4 separate regions of the Homo sapiens genome follow, and all the other regions are linked to region 1. The links are chromatin contacts, found by Hi-C or POLR2A ChIA-PET in ENCODE. All regions are on one chromosome and are shown on one strand. Each heading gives the region's core, a stretch centred on a gene start or an enhancer-like site at or near the end of the contact. The rest is flanking DNA. Distances are from core to core; before and after follow the strand shown.

The links. Hi-C counts contacts between places; a loop is a spot of excess contacts on that map. ChIA-PET counts read pairs that join two places held with the same protein, here RNA polymerase II (POLR2A). Pooled maps may share reads with other maps.
Region 2: a loop to region 1 is called in a map of HCT116, with 12 times the contacts of the local background. The contact joins two enhancer-like sites. A Hi-C loop is called at or near these places in 13 of 168 maps with a recorded cell type or tissue (Caco-2, Calu3, HCT116 and 10 more), 4 of 37 single-sample maps with no recorded cell type and 24 of 50 pooled maps. POLR2A ChIA-PET finds 5 or more read pairs at or near these places in 2 of 52 experiments (HCT116 and PC-9).
Region 3: a loop to region 1 is called in a map of psoas muscle, with 18 times the contacts of the local background. The contact joins two enhancer-like sites. A Hi-C loop is called at or near these places in 1 of 168 maps with a recorded cell type or tissue (psoas muscle) and 7 of 50 pooled maps.
Region 4: a map of A673 shows a loop between it and region 1 (3-fold over the local background). The contact joins the promoter of APOL5 here to the enhancer-like site in region 1. A Hi-C loop is called at or near these places in 2 of 168 maps with a recorded cell type or tissue (A673 and gastrocnemius medialis), 1 of 37 single-sample maps with no recorded cell type and 6 of 50 pooled maps. POLR2A ChIA-PET finds 5 or more read pairs at or near these places in 1 of 52 experiments (A673).

Annotation. Positions count from the first base shown.
Region 1 is chr22:36,122,110-36,126,305 of GRCh38, forward strand. No RefSeq gene overlaps it. Among named protein-coding and RNA genes, the nearest start is that of APOL3, 37 kb to the right of the region's middle. RefSeq lists an enhancer at 1,892-2,186 and a silencer at 2,127-2,196. Within about 2 kb of position 2,007, at least 31 of the 41 ENCODE cell types and tissues checked have a DNase peak (open chromatin) inside an H3K27ac peak, as active enhancers do; they include A673, PC-9, gastrocnemius medialis and 1 more, where a contact is called at or near this core.
Region 2 is chr22:35,840,731-35,844,680 of GRCh38, forward strand. All of the region lies in intron 2 of RBFOX2 (RNA binding fox-1 homolog 2), which reads right to left. Among named protein-coding and RNA genes, the nearest start is that of APOL5, 120 kb to the left of the region's middle. Within about 2 kb of position 2,463, at least 9 of the 41 ENCODE cell types and tissues checked have a DNase peak (open chromatin) inside an H3K27ac peak, as active enhancers do; they include PC-9, where a contact is called at or near this core.
Region 3 is chr22:35,683,678-35,687,928 of GRCh38, forward strand. No RefSeq gene overlaps it. Among named protein-coding and RNA genes, the nearest start is that of APOL5, 32 kb to the right of the region's middle. Within about 2 kb of position 2,319, at least 3 of the 41 ENCODE cell types and tissues checked have a DNase peak (open chromatin) inside an H3K27ac peak, as active enhancers do; they include psoas muscle, where a contact is called at or near this core.
Region 4 is chr22:35,714,995-35,719,145 of GRCh38, forward strand. APOL5 (apolipoprotein L5) reads left to right here and starts at 2,878. Exons shown (of 5, transcript NM_030642.1): 1 at 2,878-2,932. The coding sequence starts at 2,878.

The sequences.
Region 1 (4,196 bases), core at 757-3,256:
TTGAGACCGAGTCTTACTCTGTCACCCAGGCTAGAGTGCAGAGGCGTGATTTCGACTTACTGCAACCTCTACCTCCTGGGTTCAAATGATTCTCCTGCCTGGGCCTCCCGAGTAGCTGGGATAACAGGCGTGTGCCACCACACCTGGCTAATTTTTATATTTTTAGTAAAGACAGGGTTTCACCATGTTGGCCAGGCTGGTCTTGAACTCCTGACCTCAGGTGATCCGCCTGCCTCAGCCTCCCAAAGTGCTGAGATTACAGTTGTGAGCCACCACGCCTGGTCAATAAGTGATACTCATTGTTAATAACAATTCTAGTTCATCTAAGGATTTAAAGCTGTGTACCTTTCATAGTGTTCTACAAACAGCTTCCTGATTTCCAGCAGCTTTGCTTATATCAGCCAGGATAGTCTAGGTTATGCTGCAGTAAAAAACAAGCCCCTAGGCTGGGCACGGTGGCTCACGCCTGTAATCCCAGCACTTTGGGAGGCCGAGGCGGGCGGATCACCTGAGGTCAGGAGTTTGAGACCAGCCTGACCAACGTGGTGAACCCCTGTCTCTATTAAAAATTCAAAATTAGCCGGGCATGGTGGTGCATGCCTGTAGTCCTAGCTAGTTGGGAGGCTGAGGCAGGAGAATCGCTTGAACCTGGGAGGTGGAGCTTGCAGTGAGCCAAGATCGCGCCATTGCACTCCAGCCTGGGCTACTAGAGCGAAACTCTGTCTCAAAAAACAAAACAAAACTAAACAAAACAAAAAAACAAACCAAACAAACAAACAAAAACCACCAAAAAGCAAGCCCCCGATCTCAGTGGTTCACAACAGCAAAGGCTACTTCTTGCTCACGCTACATGTCCATCATGGGGCAGGTGCCTCTCTGCTCCGGTTGTCTTCCCTCCTGGACTCAGTATCATGGAGCAACCACTTTCTGGAAGATTGCTGGTTGCCACAGTAGAGGAAAAGGGTCTTATATCAGCATTCATTGCTGTGGCTTAGAAATGACACATATTATTTCCATTCAAAACTCTTTTGTCCAGAACTGGTTACATATTCCCACCCAACCATAAGGAGACCAGGAAGAATAATCCCACTGTGCATCTGGAAAGGGGAAAAGCCAGACAAATGTGGCCAACAGCCCCAGTGACTACCACCACAGTGCTTTTGAAAACCACTGCCCAGAGCCAGAAGGATGGAGGATCAGCATGGCGGTAGGAGGAAGGGAGAAGCCAGAGGGGAATGAGGAGGAGCCGGGGTGCCTGGTATGGAGGGCCATCCATCCTTGGTCAATGTGCAGGGCTGGGGCCAGAGGAAGGCTGGGCGCCTTTCTCATCTGGACCCAGACCCAGACAGACCCCGGGGCCATTCCGTTCTGCAGGCAAACAAGCCAGTCCCGCTAGAATGTGGCAGTCACAGGCTTTCAACATGGAAGGTGGAGCTGCCTGGACGCTGTGTTTTTTTTCTGTTTGTTTTTTTGAGACGGAGTCTTGCTCTGTCACCCAGGCTGGAGTGCAGTGGCATGATCTGGGCTGATTGCGCCTCGGCAAAATCTCGGCTGACTTGCCTCCCGGGTTCAAGCGATTCTCCTGCTTCAGCCTCCCGAGTAGTTGAGATTACAGGCGCGCACCACCACGCCCGGCTAATTTCTGTATTTTTAGTACAGACGGGGTTTCATCATGTTGGCCACGCTGGTCCTGACCTCAAGCGATCCGCCCGCCCAGGCCTCCCAAAGTGCTGGGATTACAGGAATAAGCCACCGCGCCCGGCCAGACGCTGTGTTTTCCTGGCACTCCACTTCATGAGCAAAACTGTCACAGAGTAGTATTTCCCTGGCTCCACCCCTCCGGCGCTGCTGGATTCCTGAACCTATTCACTTCTTCTGAAGTGCTCTCAACTTGGCCTCCCTGGCTCCTTCCTGGTGCAGACATTTACTCTTCCTGCTCCGGCTTTGTGCCTCTGTAAAACTGCTGACGTCACCAGCAGCGGCTCCGACCGCCTGTCCTCCAAGGTCCCGGGCTGCGGCTGCGCAGCGCCGACAGCACGATGCGTGTGCCGACAGCGCCACCTCCTGGCTCTGCCGAGGCTGTTGGCAACACGCAGGGCTCGCAGTGCGCCCGCTTTTCTACTGCAGCCCTCAAAATTCAGCACGAGGCTTGGCTAGGGGAGCTTGAGTGGCTGACACTGTGGTCTGGTTAGTTTCCATTCTGACCCATGCTAGCCGTCTTTCAGATTCTAGAACTCAGTTCTTCTCCGGACCTCCCTCCCAGCCACAAGTCTTTGAATATGCGGCCTGCAGCTGGGCTCCCCTCATCCCCGCTCTTCTCCCCAACCTTCTTCATCATCCCTTGGCCGATCTTGAAGACTTAGCGGAGGCAGGGCGCAATGGCTTACGCCTGTAATCCCAGCACTTAGGGAGGCCGAGGCGGGAGCATCACTTGAGGTCAGGAGTTTGAGACCAGTCTGGCCAACATGGTGGAACTTTGTCTCTACTAAAAATACAAAAATTAGCTGGGCGTGGTGGCGGGCACCTGTACTCCCAGCTACTGGGGAGGTTGAGGTAGGAGAATCGCTTGTACCCGGGAGGCAGAGGTTGCTGTGAGCCAGGATTGAGCCACTGCACTCCAGCCTGGGCAACAGAGCGAGATCCTGTCTCAAAGGAAAAAAAAAGTCTTAGCTGAAACGTCACTTCCTCGACTCCTCAAATTTAGTCAAGCCCCCGTGCTATGAGATCTCTCCCCTTCTTGCTGGACGGGTTGGCAATGCTGGAGGATCTTGAAAGAGGAACACTCATGGGTCAAGAGCATTTCCTAACAGCGAACAGAGGTTTCAGAATCCTCATGAGCATCGGTGTCTCCTTGCTGGGACGCTGCTCACACACTTTGTGATCCTCAGAGGTGAGATGCAGGCCTATTAAACACGCTGGCCTTGGTGAGAAAGCCTCTGTGGGTTTCCTGTTTATCCCAATAAGCTGATTCAGGAAAGGAGACATCTCCTTCCTTCTCTGTTTGCCATGGAGGACTCACACCTTTCTTGTCCCCAGGACAGTGGACATCTGTTTGCCAATGCAGACCTCGTGCTCACTGGAGGCTGGAGAAGGCACGCTCAAGAAACGTTCAAGGCATGACAGCTACCCAGAAGGCCTCTAGTGCCCCAAGAGCTGCTCATCAGCCCCATTTTCTTCCTAATATTATTTAAAAATTTAAAGAAATTCAGTGAAAGTGTAAGCATACAGGCATAGGTAGTAGGTAAACTAGAATTCACTCTTGCTGGGGGAATACCACCCAGGGTTTGAAAAGATACAGAAGGCAAAAGAAACTGCATTTAGTATAATAAAATACAATTAGGCAGAGCACGGTGGCTCATGCCTGTAATTCCAGCACTTTGGGAGGCCGAGGAAGGCGGATTACCTGAGCTCTGGAGTTTGAGACCAGCCTGGGCAACATGGTGAAACCCCGTCTCTACAAACATACAACAATTAGTGAGTCTTGGTGGTACATGCCAGTCATCCCAGTTATTTGCTGGGCTGGGCTGGGATGGGAGGACTGTTTGGGCTCAGGAGGTCAAGGCTGCAATGAGCTGTGTTCACGCCACTGCACTCCAGCCTGGGTGACAAAGCAAGACCATGTCTAGAAAAAATAAAAAAATTAGCAGCCTATAATTCCAAAGCAGAAAACCAGCTGGCTGGCTATGCACTAAATCTGACCAGCCATTGTGTGTAAGGCGTGTGTGTGCAAATGTGTGTTTGCATGTATATCGTTTAAATAGTTACTTTATTTACCAACATTTACATTTAAGGAAATTTCACATCAAATAATCTATAATTCTAGAATCTTCTTAAACATGAGGTGGGCAACATGAGACCCCCACTTCTATCAGTATCCATCCTGACTGGACCCAAGTGGACAGCTTGAGTTTCCAGTTCAATCCAGTTCCTGCCTGGCCTCTGCTGGCCTCTGGGTTTGCAATCCCAACTCCCTACCACCGCCACTACTGCTGAGAGCATCCCCTCTACAGTACTCAGAACCTCACTGGCTGCCTGCAACCCTGGGGGATCAGCAGAAGAGACTCTAAGCCCATCTATCAGGTAAAAAACCTGAGGCCCAGAGAGGGAAAGTGACTTACCTAGGGACACACAGCTCTTAGTAAACAGAGTGGAGGCCAACTCCACTCCAACTCAGTCTCATTCCCACTCTGAGATTT
Region 2 (3,950 bases), core at 1,213-3,712, 280 kb before region 1:
TATAGCACTGGAAGCATTCATAGCAGCTTACTATAGTTCATACAGATTTAAGAGATTCCAGCCATGAATGTCAAATAAGAAATGAAACAAAATTATTTTTAATATTAATAAAACATTTTTACTGATGTACAGTTTATAGATGCAGTGGATTTAACAAGAAAGATGTGAAGAAGTGAAAAGCTATTACATGACCACTAACTGGAAGGTTTTTCAAGGAACAGGAATATGCAAGAACTTGCTTGTCCTGGAAGACCAAACCAGCCTAGTGAGAGCAAAGGACTAAAAGAGAGGACACAGGTAATGAGAGGTAATTTAAATGATTTTTTTCCTACTATAAAAAATACCTGGAGACTCTGAAAAAGGTGTCTACAAATATGACTGCTTAAGAAACTTAAGAGATACACAAAGGTGCATGCAAATTTGCTTAAGGCTTCCAGCTTCAATAAAATTTTGGTTAACTGAAAATTCACCTTTTGTTTTCTCCAGCCTTCTATGTTTCAGCCTTTATTGAAAAAGGTAAATCCTTTCTTATATATACCCTAGAAATTTGTGTCATTATTGTAAATAGTAATTGTTATAGAATGCTGTAGCTACAGGTTTAGGAGAATACTGACAATAAGAGTTTCTTTAAAGTTCTCTTATTAAAATAATATAATTAAAAAATGCATCAAAGATGTGGTTCAGTCCAGAAGTTGGTCTAATTCTGCCCTTTACTAGTGATCTTGGAAAAATCTTTAACCTCTGAATATAAACTTCATAATTTCCCTATTTTATATTATCACACATTCAAATAAAACAATTTATAAAATGATGAGTTTATCAGTTGTCTCATAAAATTAAGATTTTCTAATTTTTTACAGCATTCTAATAAATAGCTCATTCTGAAGGATTTATGAGATATTTTAGTTATGCTATGTATTTTTAGGATATACTTTCTAAAAGACTACCCAAAGGTTAAAAAGATTAATTCCAAAATTAAGCTTCCCATTTTTAATTTTTATCTATTTTTATTTTTTACAAGCCCACGGCTAACAACACGAGCTCTCCATTTAAAAAATAAACATCTACAGAAATCTAAATTCAAAATAACAAATCACACTGAGAATACATAGTTTTTTGCTGTCTCCATAAGGACTGTTTGGCAACATGCAGTACCAGGCTTTTAAAAATGTTCTGTATTGGCCAGGCGCAGTGTCTCATACCTGTAATCCCAGCACTTTGGGAGGTTAAGGCTGGTGGATTTCTTGGGCCCAGAAGCTCAAGACCAGCCAAGGCAACATGGCAAATCCCTATCTCTATTGTGAATTCAATTTTTAAAATTTTAAAATTAAAAAAATGTGTTGTATAACACCATTGGCTGGCACACTGCCAATACAACATCATTACACCCGCTCCTAAATTAATAATCATTTTAACAATTCTGAAAGGAACACAGGAAATACAGGACCATCTGTGGAACCTGGAGAAACTGATGTAACATAGTATATCAGGCTCTATTCTGTGCATTTTACAGATATCTGTATACTTGTGGCATAATCCATAGTAATAATTTTAAAAAGAATGAGATCTTCAAATATTAGGAAAAACGCTGAGTAAAGTAATATAGATAAGTACTAGGCCTGTTCTTATTTAACACTTTTTAGAAGTGACCTGGAACACAGAATATATAGTACTCTCTGAATTTGCAACTGAAAAGCCAATCAGAAGGAGATAAAAAGCAGTCAAATTTTCTAAAGACAAAGTGAGTAAGCAGAAAATGGGCAGGTGAGTTTCACTGGAAGCAAGAGCAACCCAGTGTATTTTTGGAAAAAATCTTGAATCATACTAATGGGATAACTGTGTTTTCAGTTCTAATAATTGAAATAAACCTCAGAATCACTGTGTATCATTCTCTGAATCCTCTGGTTTATTACACTATTCTTGACAAAAAGCCTGGGGCACTAAGAAGATAGCATCTCCCCCACAATGTCCCCCGCCCCCATCCTTAGAAAAGCAGCAGCTACCTTGACACTTAGGTGTGACTGCAGCCTCCATACATCATGGAAAGAGACAAGGCCCCAAGGAGTTTTTTTGTTTTGTTTTATTTTGTTTTTAAAGAAAAGGGCAAATGAGGGGTCCCCACATGCAAAAAGTCCAAGACTAGGATAAAGGTTTCCTCAGGCCAGGAATTCATGCTACTTTTCTACATTTAGAACCAATATTTTACAGTGCAAATAGGCTTAAAAATTTATTACAGGAAAGAATTGGTACAAGCTTAAAAAAAATGTTACAATGATTTTTATAAACTCACTGAATGACAGGCTCATAGTGAGGTCTGACTGGCACAATGATATTTTGAAGTGTGTCCCTGGTATTATAGAGGACAATTTGCTCCCTGGTGTCCAAGAGAGAGAAGAGCAATTGAGCAGCCTGGGTCTGACCCAGCAAAACTGGAGTCCCCTGGTGGCTGAATGTGCCCGGTAATGTACCAAGGAGAAAATCATTTTAGGACATTTCCTGTATGTGTGTTTGGGAGGAGAGAGACAGGCAGGGGCTGGGAAGCTTTGGAACAGGGTGGGCACGATGAGATGTCAGCTAATGAAGGAGGCCCTGCCTTCTCCATGGACAAATCCCCAGCTTTCAGGACAGTGTCTGGGACGTGGTAAGTACTCAAGAAATATTTATTAAATAAACAAATGAAGGAAAGAGGTACTTCTCCCTGTAGTCTCAACTCTTTGAGTGTTTCATCCAATCTCCAGAACCCCAGCTTCCTTTCCTCCATACTACTCAATTGAAATTTACCTTACTGAAGTCACTGAAGACCTCCAAATCATGGCCAAATTTAATGGACATTTTATGTCTTCTTTGATTTGTCTGTGGTATTTGGCATTCCCTCCTTTGGGAAACTCTCACTCTTAACTTAAAATGATACCAGTCTTTCTTAACTTTCCTCTTTCCCTGTTCACCCTCTTCTCCATCGTACTCTTCTTCCTCCTCTACCATCCTCTCAATTGTTGTTGTTACTTGCAAGGTGTCATCCTCAGATCTCTTTTTACTGCACACCAGAGGTTCTTAACCCAAAGTGCATGGTTCCTAACACAGGCACCCCAGTAGAAATTTTTCTTATATGCATTTCCACGCAGAGAGGATCTGTAGTATTTATCAGATTCTCAAAAGGGTCCAAACCTCAAAGAAGTTAACATTGCTGACCACACTTGCTCAAGGTGTTCCAACTCATTCTATCACTTCAGTTACCAAGAATTTACCCTGACGGCTCCCACATTTCTATTTTTGAGCACATACATCTCTTCTGAACACCATGTTTCTATTCTTTTTCCCTTGAATATGGCCGACTATATGGGTTATTCATCCTTCAAGGCTTACTTCAGAAATCCCCTACTCCAGAAAGCCTTTCCTGACCCTACTTGCTCCCACATCTGGTTTAGGTACCCTTATCTGTGAGCATACTTTACCTTAGCACCTAATCCATGGTACATAACGGTTGGAGTTACTGTTCTGCATAACTATGACTAGACTATGAGCAGTCTGAGGGTAGAAATCATGTTTTATACTATATCCCCAGTTCTTAACCCAGTATCTGAATACACAGTAAATGAATGTTTGTTGAAATCAAACAATAATGCCTTGATTTCTATTACTCTAGCCATTTATTTATTCACACATGGATACATCAGAATGAAGAGCACCTATGTAGTTATCAAAATATTATAAAAGCATTCTTTCTTCCAAGAGCGCACTTGGAGATATCTTCAAATTTATAAATTTACTTCACTTTTTTTTTTGAGGTGGAGTCTCGCTCTGTTGCCCAGGCTGGAGTGCAGTGGCACGATCTCAGCTCACTGCAACCTCCACCTCCCAGGTTCAAGCGATTCTCCTGTCTCAGCCTCCCAAGTAGCTGGGATTACAGGCACACACCACCATGCCCGGCAGTTTTTTTTTTTTTTTTTTGC
Region 3 (4,251 bases), core at 1,069-3,568, 440 kb before region 1:
TGAGAGAGAGAAAGAGAGAAGGAATGAGAGAGAGAAGGACAGAAAGATTGAGGGAGAGAGAAGTAGAGAAGGAATGAGAGAGAGAATGACAGAAAGATTGAGGGAGAGAGAAGTAGATAAGGAATGAGAGTGAGAAGGAGAGAAGGAATGAGAGAAAGAGAATGAATGAGAGAGAGAAGGAGAGAAGAAATGAGAGAGAAGGAGAGAAGGAATGACAGAAAGAGAGAGAAGGAACGAGAAAGAGGAGAAAAGGAATGAGAGAGAGAAGGAATGAGAGACAGAGAGACGGAGAGAAGGAATGACAGAGAGAAAGAGAGAGAAAGAATGAGAGACAGGAGAGAAGGAATGACAGGGAGAGAGAAGGAGAGGAGGAGAGAAACTGACATGGACTCTGGTGGACATTTGTAAAACATCACAGCCACCCAGCACTTGATCGGTAAACTCACTTTCCCAGCCACCAAGAAGCTGGAATGAAGACATAGGTGATCTGCCCTGGGATGGAATTGGAAGCTGACTTGGAGCTGGATGCAGTAACTGATGTGTCCTGATCCCCTTTTGAAAAGAGTATTTTTGTGTGTATGTGGGCTAAAAGGGGTTTATAAATATTATTTTCTGTTACTTTGTTTTGTTTATTTAAGTGTGTGTGTGTGTGTGTGTGTGTGTGTGTGTACTTGCTGATGTTGGGTAGTCAAAGGCTTTGTAGACTTTGGTGATTCTTTTTGCCCAGTAAACACTTTTCCTCCATTTGGGGGCGCTCCCTGCTCTATAGCTCTTGGTGGGATGTGGCAATAGCCTCTGACTACAGAAATCAGATACTCATTCCCAGCCTCTCTTGATGCAGAGATGCAGCCAAACAGATGTACCCATATTAGACTTCAAATCATGAGCTCCCTCCAGAATCTATTCTGGGGATAATGGCAGCAGTTACATCCTGTTTCCAGAGCCAACAGCATAAGAGGCTGTAGTCGTGTATCCAGCATTGGTCACGTTGGTGACAATGGTGCTGAAGTCAGAGCTGTCTGTGCCTACCAGTGCTTCCCACTAAACCACTTTTCAGTGTGATTTTGGGTGCTGTTCCTGAGGGTGTTTCTTCTGGACACAGATTGTATATAGGCCATTTTTCCTTCTCTCCTAGAGAGCTTCTGAGATACCTAATATTTGGTAATACATTGCTTTTCTGATTAAGCTAGTTTGGGTTCACTTTGTTAGCAGCTAGGAATGCTGACTGGTTCAGGAATGAATTAGGTCATAAAATGAAAAGTCCAGCAATGTCCCTGCTTCAGGTAAGGTTGGTTCTAGGTGCTCAACTATATACTAGGACTTTTTTTTTTTTTTGAGACAGAGTCTCACTCTGTTGCCCAGGCTGGAGTGCAATGGTTCAGTCTCAGCTCATTGCAACCTCCACCTCCCAGGTTCAAGTGATTCCTGCCTCAGCCTCCCAAGTAGCTGGGATTACAGGCAAGTGCCACCACACCCCACTAATTTTGTACTTTTAGTAGAGATGGGGTTTCACTATATTGGCCAGACAGGCCTTGAACTCCTGACCTCAAGCGATCCGCCCCCACCTTGGCCTCCCAAAGTGCTAGGATCACAGTCATGAGCCACCGTGCCTGGCCTAGGACTCCTGTCTCTCTCAGGTCTGCTTTCCTCCACGTGGGTTTCTTTCCCAGGAATGACCTTTGTACAACATGGAAAAGATGACCATCAGAGATCTAGATTTGCCTTGTCCTTTAACTAGCAGCCCCAGAGGGAAGGGCGTCCATCTTTCCTACCTATTTCTCCCACAGAAGTCCTGGGAATGGCTCTGCCCAAAGCACCAGCATGGCAGAGGTTCTGCAGTTAGTGTCTGAGAGCCTTAGTGTTTCAGCAATTTTTTTCACAGCTTCCCTAGGTCACAGAAATACTGAACAGTTCAATTACCAAGTGGCTAGGTCCAAATGGTTTGTGAACCTCTGCAATCCACTCATGGGATAGGCCGGCTGAGTCAGGCACCCACCTCTGCAAAGGAGGTGCACCCACACTTCCAGGAAGAAAATTATGATGGGCAAAGTATAAAAGATATCCACCATTCCTCTGTCCTGATGGAACAGCCTTGGCAGGCCTGTGTCTGGTAGATATAAACAGAGTGTGCGCGTGTGATAGGTAGCATATGATCAGCAGAAGAGCTGGCCTGGGTCTGGGGCTCTGTGGAGCGCATCTGGTTTATTTATAGGTTGCTCGTAACCCAACCTGGATCCTATTAAGTAACCTGTAAAAACAAGCCACACCACCGAACATGGAGGTCCAATGCCGATTCATGACCCTGAGAGCTCCATCCTGAGGGGGCGGGCCCGGAACGTGAGTACTGCATTTGGAATGAGGGATGCGGAACCGTGGGAAGGGACAAATCAGTTGCATTTATCTTTCCTTTTTTGCCCAAAAACCCAATAAACACACCTCTTCCTTGTTTAGTTCCTGTGCTCTGAGGGTGAATTGCAGCATGTCTAGAATGAAACTGAGCGGTTGTACTAAACTTGCTGCCTGGCACTGATGTTGCCCAAGGCAGGAAAGCCGGTGAATAGTGTCGCTTTGTAGGCAGGGGGGCAAGGAGGAGTTTGGCGTGGTTTGTACCAACTTGTCAGCATTGTTTATTGATAACAGTAAGACTGATTTTCTCCTGGTGAGACCCCCAGAGAGCTGTGCTGCAGAAGCTAGTTATGTAACAGGAATTTGTGTATGTGACCTGTGAAACATAAAAAACCCCAGCCGAGACTCTCTTTTGGGCCCCTTAGTTCTGTGGTGCTCTGTGCACCTGCCAAGGGTTCTGTATCTGAAAGAGGAAGTGCATTTTGCCATGACCATACAGTAGAGAGGACAATAGAAACCCAAACCGGCCCTGCCAGACCCCTTGCTGTGAGCTGGCCATAGCTGTGATGCACATCTTCTTCTTTTTTTTTTCTTTGGTCTCTGTTGCACAGTGGAGTCCAGTGGCATGATCATATCTCATTGACGCCTCCAACTCTTAGGTTTAAGCGTCCTCCCACCTCAGCCTCCTGGGTAGCTAGGACTACAGGGGTGTGCCACCACACCTAGTTTTTGTTTGTTTGTTTGTTTTGTTTTGTTTTGTTTTTCTTGAGACAGAGTCTTCCTCTGTCACCCAGGCTGGAGTGCAATGGCATGATCTCAGCTCACGGAAACCTCTGCCGCCTGGGTTCAAGCAATTCTCCTGCCTCAGCCTCCCAAGTAGCTGGGATTGCAGGTGTGCACCACCACACCCAGCTAATTTTTTGTATTCTTAGTAGAGATGGGGTTTCATCACGTATGCCAGGCTGGTCTCAAACTCCTGACCTCAGGTGATCCACCTGCCTCAGCCTCCTAAAGTGCTGGGATTACAGGCGTGAGCCACTGCACTCAGCCCAGGCCTAGTTAATTTTTAAATTTTTTGTAGCAATGGGAATCTCATTCTGTTGCTCAGGCTGGTCTCGAACTCCTGGTCTCAAGCAATCCTCCCACCTCAGCTCCCCAAAGTGCTGAGATTACAGGTATGCACCACCATGCCCTGCACACATCCTGACTTTAATGTTAGCTGTAGAGTGCTCCTTTCTCTTCAAGAATCTATAGATTTGTAAGCACTGTCATTTGGAGCCCTATAAATCATTAGCAATAAATCCTGTAACTGGCACTCTTAGTGCAGTCCCTAAGGTTAAAATGACTCGATTCTGTCTAATTGGGCTGAGAAGGACATAGATGTGTTAGTCTCTAGTTTCTCAAGCTAATCCACATGCCATTCTGCTGATAGAGGATTCGCATTCAAAATATCTATAGATATTGCCAGATTCTCATGTCTATCAGTAACGTGTGGACAGGCCTTTTGCACTACACTGTCATCAAAATTCGAGGTGCTCAATCATTTGCATTTTTGCCGTCTGAGAGGTGAAACATTTGATGTCATTGCCTGCACTTGTACTTGGCAAAATCAAGCATGCCAGGAAGGGAGTGTAGCTTGCCTATCTCCCTTGGTTTCCTGAGGAGGTTGCCAGAAGTGTAGTGCTCTCAGCAGCCCCTACGGAGTGAAGAATCCATTATTTCAGAGGAGATCAGAGCAAGCCAGAACTTGTGGTTTTACAATATTTTAGTTTGGGGTCAAGGGTTGATCGGCATTCAAGATTCATTCTTGGGCTGGGTGCAGTGGCTCACACCTGTAATCCCAGCACTTTGGGAGGCTGAGGGGGGTGGATCACTTGAGGTCAAGAGTTCAAGACCAGCCTGACC
Region 4 (4,151 bases), core at 1,628-4,127, 410 kb before region 1:
TTAAATTATCAGAAATTGATCGATTATGAAATATGATGATTCGTGAAACATCTGTGTACATAATCAAACACAAGATGATGTTGTTTGACCTCTCATCCTATGCATAAAGCACAAAAGTTGCATAGGAGATGAATTTAACTGGAAGGGAACTATGAGCCCATTTCATGGACAGACCCAGAACCTGTCCAGTGGTTCTCCCACTCCCGCTATATGATCATCCTCTGCCTTTGCTGGGTCTCAGCCCTGCTCACTCCCTTCTTGCCTCCTCCCCAAAATAAAGTCTAATAGAGTCATCTCCCAAGATCTATTCTAGCCCAGGACAGCAGGGAGAGCTGAGCAAGATTTTAAACATAAAAAACTTAGTGTCAGCTGGGCGTAGTGGCTCAGGACTTTAATCCCAGCACTTTGAGAGGCTGAGGTGGCCAGATGGATCACCTGAGGCCCAGGAGGTTGACAGCCTGGTCAACATGGTGAAACCCCGTCTCTACTAAGAATGCAAAAATTAGCTGGGCGTGGTGGTGCACACCTATAATCCCAGCTACTCGGGAGACTGAGGCAGGAGAATCGCTTGAACAAGGGAGGCAGAGGTTGCAAAGCCGAGATCGTGCCACTGCACTCCAGCCTGAGCCACAGAGCAAGACTGTGTATCAAAAATTAAATAAATATATACATACATACATAAAAAAACAAAACTTAGTGTCATGAATGATGAGGTCTTATTCTAAGTGTTGTTCTGTATCTGTCATTTACTGGGTATACACAGAGTAGGCAGGAAAGCGCAGATAACACACATCTCTGCCTTCAAGGTGAAGCTCCGGGCTGCCACAATAAACCACTCACTGCATCAGCTGAAACCTCTGCACTGTACCTATCTATGTAGAGCATAGGAAGAGAGCAAAGAAATAAAAAGCAGAATGCCTAAAATAATGGGACAAATCAAAGTTGAATAATTATAACAAAAAATAATTAATATGAATATGAATAACATTAAGAAAAGTATCAAATTGGGTCAAAATCAGATCTGAGTAATTTTCTACATCCAAGAGATAACCTGAAATAAATAGGACACAAAAGGCCAAAATAACAAGTTAGAAAAACTTACATAGAACCAACAAAAAAAGAAAACAATATTAACATTTAACAGTATTAATTTGTCAGATTTTGTCTTACCATGTACTTGGCAGCATTCCCTGCACCAAATGCATTACTGTACAAGTGGGAGATTTTATGATAAAATAATGAATAATAAATCTCATTACTAAAATCTTTTTATTCTATTGGCTTTTTGTTGTTGTTGAGACAGAGTCTCGCTCTGTCACCCAGGCTGAAGTGCAGTGGTGCAATCTCAGCTCACTGCAACCTCCGCCTCCCGGGTTCAAGAGATTCTCCTGCCTCAGCCTCCTGAGTAGCTGGGATTACAGGTGCCCACCACCACGCCTGGCTAATTTTTGTATTTTTAGTAGAGACTTGTTGGCCAGGCTGGTCTCGAACTCCTGATCTCAGGTGATCCACCTGCCTCAGCTTCCCAAAGTGCTGGGATTACAGGCGTGAGCCACCGTGCCTGGCTTCTATTGGCTTTTATTATAAAACTAACAAGTTACTTTGGTAACAAAGCTCAATAATATAGATGAGTGAAAAGTGCAAAAGTATTTTGTCACCCTAGCCCTAAATCTCCCTCCCTGAGCTAAGCCTGTTCACATTTGGTGTATCTCCTTCGAGAATATTCCCCTACTCCTACATCACATATATAGTACTTAAAAAAAATAAGAAAAGAATATAAAGAACATATTCTTCAACCTCTTTTCTTTTACTTAATATATCCTGGACCTCTTTCTAGGTCAGTTGTACATAGATTTGCCTCGTTCCTTTTCACATCCATAAACCTTTATTTTGTATTGCTCTATTTTCATGTAAACAGTCCCCGGCATGGATTTTTCAAATTGTTTCCATTTCTTTATACAACTTCAAATAACTGGATGAACATCCATACACGTTTGTCTGTTGTGTTGTGTTGTGCCGTTGTGTTGTGTCCGTGGTGGGTGTATTTCTAGAGGTGGGATGCTGAGTGTCAGGCACATGTACTTCTCATGTTAAGAGACATCCCAAGAAGGCCAGGTGCAGTGGCTCACACCTGTAATCCTAGCACTTTGGGAGGCCAAGGAGGGTGGATTGTTTGAGCTCAGGAGTTAGAGATTAGCCTGGGCAACATGGTGAATCTCCATCTCTACAAAAAAAAAAAAAATATATATATATATATATATTAGCTGGGTGTGGTGGTGCACACCTGTAGTCCCCGCCACTTGGGGGGCTAAGACAGGAGGATCACTTGAGCCCGGGAGGTTACTGCAGTGAGCCGAGATTGTGTCACTGCACTCCAGCCCAGGTGCCAAAATGAGACCATCTCCAAATGAAAGAAAAAAAAAAAAGAAAGATACCCTAAATCATCCTTCCAAAAGCCATAGCAGCTGAGCGCAGTGGCTCACGCCTGTAATCCCAGCATTTTGAGAGGCCAAGGCGGGCGGATCACCTGAGGTCAGGAGTTTGAGACCAGCCTGGCCATCATGGTGAAACCCTGTCTCTACTAAAAATACAAAAATTAGCCAGGCATGGTGGCAGGCACCTGTAATCCCAGCTACTCAGAAGGCTGAGGCAGAAGAGTCAGTTGAACCTGGGAAGTGGAGGTTGCAGTGACTGAGACTGCACCACTGCACTCCAGCCTGGGCAGCAGAGAGAAGCTCCATCGCAAAAAAAAAAAAAAAGAAAGAAAAGAAAAGAAAAAAAAATAGGTGAGGACTGGGAGAGACAGGTTTCAGGCATGGAGAAGGGAGTCATATTTATTAATCATATTATAAGCTTAAATTTTAAAAAATCTAAAGCATGCCATGTGGCAAACAAGGAAATTTGCAAGTTCCCGGTTCCAAGGTGTTACCTGGTAAGTTCTTTTAAGCTTTCAGAAAACAAGCAATTCTCACGTTGTACAAATTGTCCCAGAAATAGAAAAAATACGTTACACTATTTTTTATACCCACCATATGCTATTGCTGGGTGGAGATATAGCAGATCCTTGGTTTTAATGAGGGAGATATCATGAGACCCTCTCAATTGCTCAGGTTTGAAAATACTACATCAAATAACTTCCTTTGTAAAGTTTAACTAAAAATGTAAAGTTTAACTAAAAACATAAGCAGCTCTTTAAGCCCCTGCTTGAAGCAGTGTGGCAGCGGGGAAGGGGTCAATCACTGGTTCCATTTCTGGTTAAAGTAGAGGCAGCAGGCAGGACAAGGTGGCGACATTATCAAAGAACTCATCTGGATATCAAAACTGTTATGACCCCAAAGCACGGTTGGGCGCAGTGGCTCATGCCTGTAATCCCAACACTTTGGGAGGCCAACATGGGCAGATCACTTGAGGCCAGGAGTTCAAGACCAGCCTGGCCAACATGGTGAAACCCTGTCTCTATTAAAAATACAAAAAATTAGCCAGGCTGGTAGTGCACACCTGTAGTCCCGTTACTCGGGAGGGTGAGGCAGGAGAATTGCTTGAACTGGGAGATCGCGCCATTGCACTGCAGCCTGGACAACAGACAGAGACCCCGTCTCAAAAAAAAAAAAAAAAAAAAAAAAGACGCCAAAGTGCCATGATAAGGGAGTGTTTCTATAAACATGACAATACATCTTCTCTTAAGGAAATAGCATAGAGTCATCAAAAATAATAGTTATAACAACTGTATAGCAAGATGGAAAATACTTGTATAACATTACATTTTAAAAACAGGGCACGTGGCCAGGCACAGCGGCTCATGCCTGTAATCCCAGCACTTTGGGAGGCCAAGGCAGATGTATCACCTGAGGTTGGGAGTTTGAGACCAGCCTGGCCAACATGGTGAAACCCCCATCTCTACTACAAATAGAAAACTTATCCAGGCATGGTGGTGCGCACCTATAATTGCAACAACTCGGGAGGCTGAGACAGGAGAATCACTTGAACCCAGGAGGCGCAGGTTGCAGTGAGCCGAGATCGCACCACTGCATTCCAGCCTGGGTGACAGTGAGACCGTCTCAAAAATAATAATAATAATAAATAATAATAATAAATAAAAACAGGACACACCATTATAAGTATAAAAGCCATGCGAAAAATAATACGGATTT